Regions from separate parts of the Homo sapiens genome. Here region 1 is linked to region 2. The links are chromatin loops, found by intact Hi-C in ENCODE. Cell type or tissue: ascending aorta. All regions are shown on one strand. Links, peaks and the distances in the headings refer to the core of each region. The heading gives the core; the rest is flanking DNA.

Evidence for each region. A loop is a pair of places that touch in the nucleus more often than their neighbours do. Peaks named below come from ENCODE experiments on the same cell type or tissue, not always from the same donor. Only the 100,000 strongest peaks of a DNase experiment are listed, where the experiment ranks them.
Region 1: a loop joins it to region 2, with 2.5 times the contacts of the local background. A loop is called at or near these places in 7 of 110 quality-filtered maps.

The regions. Positions count from the first base shown.
Region 1 is chr10:14,733,900-14,739,549 of GRCh38, reverse strand. The region is part of intron 1 of FAM107B (family with sequence similarity 107 member B); the gene reads left to right. Among named protein-coding and RNA genes, the nearest start is that of FAM107B, 38 kb to the left of the region's middle. RefSeq lists an enhancer at 1,217-1,738. In ascending aorta, for the core only: no CTCF peak of the experiment used is centred there; a DNase peak (open chromatin) is centred at 2,595; H3K27ac peaks cover 3,626 bases.
Region 2 is chr10:14,602,195-14,607,844 of GRCh38, reverse strand. The region is part of intron 2 of FAM107B (family with sequence similarity 107 member B); the gene reads left to right. Among named protein-coding and RNA genes, the nearest start is that of MIR1265, 170 kb to the right of the region's middle. RefSeq lists silencers at 3,087-3,586, 3,817-4,036. In ascending aorta, for the core only: no CTCF peak of the experiment used is centred there; a DNase peak (open chromatin) is centred at 3,364; H3K4me3 peaks cover 2,949 bases; H3K27ac peaks cover 1,240 bases.

The sequences.
Region 1 (5,650 bases), core at 417-5,416, 130 kb before region 2:
TAAAATTGGTCCTCTACCCAAATCCCATGGATGGAGAGCTGAGGCAGTAAGTTTCCCCAACGTGCTGTTATCAGAAGAAAGCTGGATGGATCATGGATGCCTGGCAGGTAAAAATACCTTGTCCTCCACCTACAACTGTGGAGTCTGTCCCCAGCGCCTGCCCTACTCATTGAGTGGGTATAGTTCTATGTATCAGTCCAATTTCCCATTTCTGGATCATTCCAATTTCTCCAAATCCAGCAGTTGGCTGGGGCCTTCCTGGTCAGATCCCAAGGTGGGACACCGTGGCAGATTAGCACTCCCGTCATGGAGCGATGGAGGCTGCTTCTCCTCCTTTTGAATCTGGGCCACCCTGTGATCACTTTACGTAATGGGATGTGTATGATGAACGTTGTTCTACTTCTGGACCTACCCTTTAGAGGACCGGCAGCTTTTACCTTCACCTTTTAGAAGCCACTTGCCATGTTAGAAGTATGAATATCCTGAGACCACCAAGCTGGGAAAAGTGTAAACCATAAGGCTCCAGGTATGTGGAGGAGGAAGCCATGGTGAAAGGGTCCCCTTCAACCCAAGTCACCCCAGCTGATGCACATGCATGAGAGTCAGACAGCCCAGCTGAGTCCTTTCCAAATTCCTGACCCACAAAGTTGTGAGCAAAATAAATTCATTGCCTTAAACTGCTGGTTTGGGGGTTGCTTGTTACACAGCAACAATGTCCAGAACAGACGGCAACTAGTGTTACAATATAATCAATGGAAACTTAGCACACTAACCCAATGGGCCCGATCCATGTGTTGGGGTAATGTCCGAATTCCTTACCTTCCTGAGGCCAGGGCCCAATCCATGTGTCAGGGGTAATGTCTGGATTCCTTACCTTCCCGAGGCCTACAGGTAGTCCCGCAGGTGCTGTTGACCTCATTTTGCATTCACTCCTCTAACCTCCTTTTTTAGGTGGCGTGTGACACGCTTCAGGATACCCAGAAATAGGTTACTGCTGGGAATCCTAAGGGAATCTTTTGGAGTTGAAAGGGTCCTGAGAGACCATCTCATTTTAGAGCTAAGATTTAAAGAGCCCTAAGGAGGTTCAGGGCCTAGACTGTGGTCAGGAGGAAGCCTGGCCTGCAACTCAAGACAACTATCAGTTACACCACTTTCTAGTCAATAACTGATTCTCTAGATAAGTGGGTGAGCTCAGTGGTGACCTAGATAGTGCCTCGTTTTCTCTGAACTACGCCTTATCTTTTCCCTAACTCCCACTCGTAACAGATTTGCTATTCTGAGAGCTTCATCTTATCTCATTTAAGACTAAGATAACCTGCACCCTGGTGTCACATGCGGATTTGGATTCCAATCCAGTCATTTATTACCTTTGGGATGTTGGGCAAGTCACTTAGCTTTTTGGAATTTAAGCTTCCTTTGCTGCAGAATGGGGAAATCTTCCTCCCTGGCTGCTGTACATTTGTACGTGTAAATATAGTAAATTCCAATGAGACCGTGTGTGTAAATTGGTCCTCACAGTGCTGGCACATGGGAAACACTCTAGAGTGGTGGCATTAGCGGCTGCTGTGTCGGGGGAATGAAACGCCTAGAGACCGAGTTTTTATCCATGAATACATGTTGTTCCAAGATTTTCAGCACATTGTATAACATCGTCACCAGTCAGGGGGATGAACTGCATTTGCAGATGGAAAAAAAAATAAATGAACTGAGGCACAGTGCTTGTGGCTGGTACAAGTTTAGCCAACGAAGGAGAGAGAGAGAGAGAGAGAGAGAGAGAGAGAGAAAGCGTGCACGCACAGCACTGCATGGGCCAGGGAAGCCTGGGAAACGTTTTCAGGGAAACCTCTCGATTGGGGAAGGTAAGTTTTTCTTAGGTCATTTCCCTGTGAAAATAAAATGCTTGCTTTTTTGTTTGTTTGTTTGTTTGTTTGTTTTGGAGGCCGAGTCTCTCTCTGTCACCCAGGCTGGAGTGTGGTGGCATGATCCCAGCTCACTGCAACCTCCTTCTCCCAGGTTCAAGCAATTCTTCTGCCTCAGCCTCCCAAGTAGCCAGGGTTACAGGTGCCTGTCACCACGCCCGGCTCATTTTTTGTATTTTTAGTAGAGACGGGGTCTCACTGTGTTGCCCAGGCTGGTCCCCAACTCCTGAGCTCAGGCAATCCGCCCACCTCGACGTTCTGAAGTGCTCCCATGAGTCACTGCACCTGGCCTAAAATGTTTTTTCTATGGAGAGGAAATGCTTTTTTCCCTTCTTCTCCCCTCTCCACTCCTCTCTTTCTCTCTCACCTCCTTTTTCTCCCCATATCATCCCAACTCCCCCTCTGTAATATATGAATAAAAGAGAAGCCCTACAAGCCTAACAAAAGAGCCCACTGTAAGGCAGAGATGAATGGAATCTCTCTGCTTTTTCTCAGAGCGCTGACAAGATCTCTGGCTTGGTGGTGCTCCGAGAAATCCTCTTAGCTCCCTTGTTTTTGCTTCCTTCATTTCTCCTTCCCTTTTCCTTGTCTGTCTCTGGGCTCTCAAGCCTTCATACTCCCCGCCTTCCTCAGGCAGTGAGGTCTGCTGTGTGGCCTTTCCCCAGACTGCCAACAAGGCCGCCTGGTGTCGGCTTCCTATCTGAGTGCTGGGGGACAACATTATCAAGGCTTCAGTGGGTCTCTCTGCAGCTCTAAACCACAACATTCAACTGCTGTTCTGTTTGCATGATTTCACATTGCAGTCATTGAGAATCTATTTTTAGATGACCCTTTCAAAATTCTACTGTCGAATGTGCTGAAATAATACTGCTTGCTTGTGATTGGACATAAATCCCAGGAATATTTACCCCTGGCCAGAGTTAAAGTCACTTTTTGGAAATGATCAGTTAATGATTTATGATGTTTATACTTAGTGAAGGTTTTTCATGGATCTTGGACTCAGAAAATAGCATTGATTTATAGGACCAATGAAGGAGATTGAGTGATAATGTGTTTTTCTTGTTTTTATTTTTTGGTAATGGACTTACTGTTCTTACATAAAGTAGTATTCACTTTAGTGCAATAGGCTGAAGAGTACACTAAGGATAGAGTCTTAATTATGAGTCTATAAGAAAGCCATCCCAAACAGTTTGGCTTGTCCCTTAGATTGAGGCGAACTACTCAAATCACCAGAGGTCTGCTATAAATAGGCTGACAAGTTGATGTTAACATATTGTGTCTTTTAACTTTCATAAGCAACCCAGTAGAATATGAATTTTGGATTCTACCTGTGTTTTTCTTCAGCTCTGCCTGTCTCCTGACTTGTGACTTTGACCTAATGACTTCCTGTCTATGGACTTGTGTCTTGAAAACTAGAGAACAAACTGGAGATCTCTCAGTTCCCTTTCAGCTTGTCCAGTTTAAGGCTGGCTACCATAATATATTCTGGAGGTACATGCTGTTTTAGAGACTTTGCCACACAGGGGGACTGCCATCTTTTAGGACTTCCATCTTTGTTATCTGCTCGCTCCCCCTCTTCTTTTCCCTTTTCCCTTTTCCCAGGCACCATACATAAAATCTCTCATGATATTTTATTGCATTTAACCTATAATCATTCCCTACCTTCCTCTTAGGTTTCTTGTAATAATAAAACATAATAGATACATAATAGCCCTTTGGGACATTTTAGTACTGTAGAGATATAGTAATGTCACTAGGAAATGTAGTCATGCTAACCCCAAATCTTAGGTGTGACCATGGCTACATTTCCTAGAGACGGAGTGTAGACCCCACTCAGTAAAGCTGGACAATCGCAGATCCCTGGGAGTTGACTATGAAAGGCTTTCCAGTGTATGCCCTGGCTCAGAGAGGACTGGCAGAACTCCAGCTACTCTTCTGCTTTAAATTCTATGAAAAGGAGTTTTCCCATTCTTCCTGAACAGTGCAGGCCAATGCTTTATCCCCTTGCAATTGGAGAATTTTTCCTAGAGTCATTCTAAAGCACGCTATCTTTTGTCCTAAATGTTCTTGCTTATCTGTTAATGATGCATTTCACCAAAATGGACCTGAAACCGAAGTGCCGTCTCCTCTACTGGGCAGACAGACATCCTGAGGAATCATCTTGGAGGCCACCAATTGACTTTCAGCAAAGGCCCACCCCAAAATAGCTCCAACAGATGAGTATCTACCACAGGTGTCCAATCTTTTGGCTTCCTGGGGCCACATTGAGAGAAGAATTGTCTTGGGCCACACATAAGATTCACTAACATGAATGATAGCTGATGGGCTAAAAAAAAAAATTGCAAAAAATCTCATAATGTTTTAAGAAAGTTTATGAATTTGTGTTGGGCTGCCTTGAAAGCTGTCCCAGGCCCCATGTGGCCTATAGGCCATGGGTTGGACATGCTTGATCTATCCTATCACAAAAGGCCGTTGGCTCTTGAGGAATAAATTCTGCTTATTTTATCCGCTGGAATGGACAGGACCTCAGAATGGACACCGAATTATGACCTAGTTTTGCAAGAGAAGCCTGGAGACAGCAGGTGGATGACATCTTGCTGGACACCTGCAAGTGTGGCAGCTGATGCAGGCTGGCTCGAGACTCACTCTGCTGACTTGGCAGATTCGGCTGGAACAGATGGGCCTCTATGTGCCAGGGGAGGAGATTGCGTATATCAATTTGTTTTCTTCAGGGGATTTATACAACTGTGTCCACTGCATTTCACTACCAAGGTACTTGACAAATGAACTATTTAAAAGCACAAAGCTCAGTGAGCCAAGATCGCGCCACTGCACTCCAGCCTGGGTGACTGAGCAAGACTCCATCTCAATAAATAAATAAATAAAAGCACAAAGCTGTAAAGTAATGCCAGGATCAGTGGAACATTTATAGACCCAAATTGTCACTCCGCTTGAGCAATGGAGGTGTGCCCTAAGTTCTGGAGCACAGGTCCTGCTCATTCTTAGTAATCACTGGTACAATTCAAAGGTGTCCAATCTTTTGGCTTCCCCGGGCCACATTAGAAGAAAAGGAATTATCTTGGGCCACACATAAAATACACTAACACTAACGATAGCTGATGAGCTAAAAAAAAAAAAAAAACCTCACAAAAAGATTTCATTATGTTTAGGAAAGTTTATGAATTTGTGTTGTGCCACCTTCAAAGCCGCCCTGGACCACATGTGGTCTGTGGGCTGCAGGTTGGACAAGCTTGATTTAGTAAATGCTTCCAACTCCCTATAGGTCAGGATGGGCCAATGTAAGGGCAATATAATTGGGCTGCAGTTGGTGCGGGACAGTTCTGGTGTGGATGAGAGCACCACTCATTATCATGGAAACCAGGCAATTTTCCCCCAGTGGCTTATTAAGCCATGATGCAATGGATCTTTGATTCAATGTGTGGCAGGACATTTATTACCCTTGTTATCGTAACATTGTAATCTCATTACAAATTGATTGGCATTGTTTTCAGAACAAGAAGTTGTATATATTTTTTTTTAAAGGAAGTCCAAATGTGCAAGCTTGAACAAATCTAGTCCCAAGTTTATGTAGGTGTGTTTGGCAGCCCATGTATTAATTCAGTGGCTCAAGAGTTGAACACGTTGCTTCGGTACCTGTTCTCCTCTCAAAGTCCTCTCTAAATACCAGGTGCCCAGAAACTCTTTTCAAGGACATTTGTTGAAAATACTTC
Region 2 (5,650 bases), core at 342-5,341:
CAGTGATGGGTTAAATGACTCAGAAACCATTCAGCGGAGTGTTCCCTTTGTAATGTAAGGGAAATCAGTATTTGTATTGAAAGCAAATCAGTAAAGACCCTCTAAGCCACCTGATAAACTGTGTCAGCCCCAGAACAAAATCTTAAATACAGCCCAGCAGGCTATTTAGGCCACTAGTTCCCTTGACTTTTTCCAGAGTCCTGTCTACATTCAGAATGTGAAATCTACAGTATATCAGACTCGGGCTGAGGGTCTGGTGTTGCCTGTTATAACCCTGGGAAGTACGAGGCTTATTCATTCAACAAGCATCTATCACCCACAGAGTGATATGTTGCAGACACTGTGGTGGATGGTATGGATACAAATGGAAATATCACCATAGCTCATAACCTTTGAGTTTTTATTTCCTGGGATCCCCCCACAGTGGCTCCAGGGGTCCCAAACCAAATTGGATACTTGATCTTACCTGAATTAAAATCCCACTAAGATTCCCTAGGGATGTGAGATATTCAGCCTAAAAGAGCAGATTTAATATATTGATACTGGCCTCCTGTCTTTTATTTGAATTAATAAATTCAAAGTAAATATTTGCTCTTATTTGTTTTTGGTTTAAAAGAAATTATGGTACCTGGTGCAAAAGGTAGCATCGTGACTTTGAGCCTGTAGGCATTTATACCCCAGAGTATGGAACGAGCCTTTGTTTCTATTTCTCTCACGGGGCAGGGAAAAGACCGTGGTCACTTATCACATTCACACACTCTGCCTGTGGCCTTGCATCACAGATGTTTGTCCAGGCTACTTTGTATGGAGAAGTCAGGCTCACTGCTGGGATGGGATTTAGAATCTTGAATCCAATGCATCTTTGGTTAGAATCTCGAATCCAGTGCATGCTTTTTCTATTCATCTGATGGGGCTGCTGTAACAGAATACCCTAGACTGAGTGGCTTAAACAAGACATTTCATTTTCCCACAGTTCTGAAGGCTGGAAGTCCAAGATCAAGATGGCAGTAGGGTTGGTTTCTGGTGAGGCCTCTCTTTCTGGCTTGCAGTTGGCGGCCTTTTCATTGTGTCTTCATGTGGCCTCTTCTCTGTGTTTGGGCAGAGAAAGAGAGAGTGGGGAAAGGGACAGAGGGGAAGGAGGGAGGGAGAGAGGAAGAGAGAAGGAAGGAGGGATCTGGTGTCTCTGCCTCCTTATATAAGGCCACCAGACCTATGAGCTTAGGGTCCCACCCTTATGACCTTGTTTAACCTTAATTACCTCCCTATAGGTCCTGTCTCCAAATACAGTCACATTGGAGGTTAGGGCTTCAACATATGAATTATAGGGGTATGTGGTACACAGTTTAGTCCATAACACTTCCCATATGCCAGATATTACATTAGGCAAGAGGGTATAAAGATATGTATATATGTCAAGCATCAACTCTGGGCTCACAGAGGCACATATTTACGATACAGTGCAATAACGCCAATACCATGTCGGGTATGGGAGGGGCAGAAAAGATCCATTTAGTGTGAGCAGGTCAGGAAAGGGTTTCCAGAGAAGACTGATTCTCAGAGAGGAGAGGAGCTCTTGGGGATTGGTGAAGGTCTGCTAGGCAGAGGGGAAGCCCGTGGAAGAGCATGACAAGGCCATATATTCATTATTTCATCCAGTCTTCATCACAGAGCAGGGCCACTTAGCAAATACGGCACTCTGGCTGAGTGGAGCCTTGGATGTTTGCTGGGGAGCTTCGACTTGATCATGTAGCAGGAAGCAGGCATCCACTAAAGTGTTTCAAGCAGAGGAGGAAACTGAGCATCTTGCACCTGGAAAGTTCACTTGCACCCCAGAAAGTTGAGAGGAAAAGCATGTGTTAGACCAGAGGCTGGGGCCAGTTAGGAAACCCCTGCCACCATATTGTGACTGAGCCCAAAGGCAACAGTGGCGGTGCCAGCAGAGGGGGAGGGAGATAGCCAGGAATTGTGCACACTGCACAAACCTTGGAGTTGATGCCAATGTGGGGAGGGAGAGAGTTTAGGCTGGATCCTAGGTTTTGGTTTGGTGACTGGTGGAGCCATTGTTAAGAACAGAAACACAACTCAAGGACGAGAGAGAAGGAAGAATCATAGGAAACACCATGTATAAAGTTCATGGAATTCAGCTTCCTCAGCTGGGAAGGAGTTTCTTTAAGTTCTCTGGCAGGGATTCCACCCCTCAGTGGGTTCCAGGGACCCAGGGATGGCCAGACCCTTACTTGGCTGGCAGGCTGTGGCTTAGAGCATGGTGTGTGATAGGTATCTTTGGAATAAGTAATTTGTTTACCAAAATCCGTAACTGATGTGACTTTTCAGTATGACTATGACCCAAACTGTCTTAGTCAGAAAAATTTCCCCATAAATAAGCCCTTAGTCATCTGTTGCCAAGACAGTTAAAAAGCTTTTGATCTAAAATCCACGAACCTGTTGTCCTTTTTGCTACGCTGAAACCGATAACTGTTTCAGTCCCTGATTTTGTACCTGCTGTGATTCAAGTAGATTGTAATCTCAGAGCCTTAGGGTTGGCCAGAAAAGCACTTGTAAGAGAGCTGAAGAAAAGGAGATCAGAGAGCAAAGAGGCGGAATAAACCCTTTCTTTCTTGCATATTTAAATTTCCAATTACCCTTTGATGAAGGGAGGGGAGGAAAATGGGTGAATCTCCAGGTCACCGGGTTTTGGGTCCTGGCTTGACCGTAAATTTGTACAATTACAACAAATGTCTCCTTTTCCTCCCTGATTCTGTCTGCGTTTTCTTCCAAGAGGAACTGGCAGGATTTCTATGGGGACGGCCTCTTAGCATCGCAGACTTGCCGGGGAGACGGAGCCCGGACACCCAGGAGCGAGACGCTCTTGGGTACTTTGTGTGTGAGACAGAATAAGAGAGAGAGATGGGGGTGAGCACAGAGAGAGAAAGAGAATGAAAGAATGAGACAGAGGAGAGAGAAAGAATGAAAGAGAATGAGAATGAGGGAGAGAATGAGAGAAAGAGAGACAATGAGAGAGAAAGAGATTAAGGGAGAGAGAAAGAGATAAAAGAAGAGAGAATGTGTGTGTGAGAGAGACAGAGAGGTAGAGGGAGAGAGCGAGGGAACGAGGGAGTGAGAAAAAAGGAGAGTGAGCGCCCCGGAGCTTTGTGGCTGTGACCCACGCGGCCGCCTTCCCACTTTCCCGGTCATCCGGGGCCGCCGCGCTTTCCCTCCAGCCCTCGCTCCCACCGAGTCCCGGAGGCCGAGCGCTGCAGCCCCGGCTGGTGCCCCTCCCGGCGCGGATGCCCGGCCTTTCTGGATCTCCGCCCGACGCGCGCGAGCCGTGGAAGGAAGGCGGGGGCGGGGCTGCCAGGGCGGGGCGCGTTGGGGGCGTGGCCTTGCCGCCCCGCCCCTCCCCGCCCCGCCGCTTAATTCGGACGCGCGGGGCCGCGGGGAGCGAGAGCCGCCCTGCGCCGGACTGGCTTGCGGGCCGGGCCGCCGCCCCCGGAGCCGCCCTCGCGCCGCCTCGGGCCGCCGCCGAGCAGTCGGGCCGCTGGGCGCCGCCGCGGGCGCCGGGAGCGAGCTGGGAGGGAGCCGCGCGCCTTTGTGCGCGCGCCGAGGTAGGTTCGCCTCCCGCACTTACTTTCCACACAAAGACGAGGGGCGCGGGGAGGCGGGCGGCGGCCCTGCCCGACCCCGGCTCCGGGGACCCTCTCGGCGGGCGGGCGGCCGGGCGGGTGGGGGGTCCCCGTGCGCGGGAGGGCAGCGGGCGTACGGGGACCACGGGTCACCCCGCGCGGCGCCCGGGAGGTGCCGGGGCTCAGGGCGGGCACGCGGCGGGGCCGTGCGGGGGGCGCCGCGGAGGCGGGGGCCGCTGCGGGGAAGGGGCCCAGCGGCCGCCCGGCTCATTGTTGCCTTCTCGGCGCTGCCGCGGGGGAGCCCTACCCGGCGCGGTGTGCACTGCCTGGCCGTGTGCGCCGTATGCCCGCCCTCGGCGCCCCTCGCCCCGCGGCGCCCGGCGTGGACCGGGTCGCGCCCCGACGCCAGCCCCCGCCAGGCAGACAAAGCCGGGGCCGGGGAGGTTTGCCCCGCGCCGACGGTGGCCGTGACACTGACTCCAGTCTGCAAGTAACTTTTCCTCTTTTGCCTCTTCTCTTTCTCCCCTGTTCCAGTGAACCCAGCATATGGGGTGGTGTAACACACACAAGGAGTCCTAATTCAATTTGGGTTCCGTAATTTCCCCCAGGCATCTTTAGGTCCCTTGGAGGTGGCACTGATGGGTATGGCCAAGTGTTAGTGTTATGTAGGGGATGGTGTCCACCACTTGTGAAATCTGCAAGAGGAATTAGGTTGAGAGGGTAAACTGTAGATTTCATTCTCTGCTGCAAGGTACCAAGCCTGCTTCCTTCCTCCCTCCCAAAGATTTTAGGCAATGACAGCGGAGCAAAGTTACTTGATAGGATGGGTGCGATTTTGAGGGGTCAAAGAAAAACGGAATGAGGGCTGTTGGACTTCACATTCTTAAACTTGCGATTTCTTGCTATCAAGTACATCGGTTTTCTCCTCCAGCCACGTTTTCCTAACATCACTTTGGAAATTCTATCTATCCAAGTGGCTTTAAGTTGAAATAGTGTCTGGGCTACCTGTCCAGAGAAGATTTCTTAGCGCTGCTGGTTTCCGGTTTAAAACTTTTCATGAGAAAATTTTATATATTAATTAAAAAATTGAAAATATATAGAAAAAAACCACTCATATGCTCACCACCCAAACACACCCTAAGGATGAAGGCATCTTTGCTTAATTTATGACTTGGCAGCCATAGTGTGTTTGTGTGTGTGTGTGTGTGTGTGTGTGTGTGTGGGAAAGAGGGTGGGGTGGTAAATGAGAGCATTACTGACCAGCCACATCAGCCTAAAATATATTTAATCATGATAATTCTACAATATTGGTATGCCACTTACATCCAAGATTAATACGGACAAGTTGTTTTGAAATATATTTTCTTATAGGTTTGCATATAACCACCTGTACAGAAGGGAGAAGAAAGAAACAGGAAAAACAATGTAAATTTCCACTTTATTTGGAAGAATGGGCTGACAAAAAAGTTTCATGGACTATATTTTTGAATTCAGGAGTCATTTGGGATTGACTTTTGTCTTTAAATGAAATCTTTAAGCTTTAAAAATATTTTAAAGGTAACATTGTGTTCTGAGATTCATAAGAAATATGTGATGGAAAGGAATTCTTGTTTGTGGAACAAGGAATAGCAGTGATTGTACAACCGGGTGCATGCTGGCTTCTTAAAGACCTTGCACTGAGAAAGTAAAATAAGGGTTTTCCTGAGAATCGTGAGTTGTGTTGAGTGTGTATGTTCTTTTAAAATAAAATCGTTCTTTAGCCACAGATTTGGCCACTGGACGCTTTTGTCATTACATACTTTTATTTTCCTCTTGTAACATTTTTGGACTTTTGAATTCTCTAATATGCAAAATAGAGGTCTTTGAGACAACCGTTTAGAAGTAGGTTGATCATTAGGATGATGCAATACATTTTGAAGTTAGAAGAATCTACAAGAAGGAAGTTGTGGCTGTGTCCACTCAGGTGCATTTTTGTTGCAGTTCCTGACACTCGGGGCGCTTTAATCTGCACACACGCTCAGGGGAGT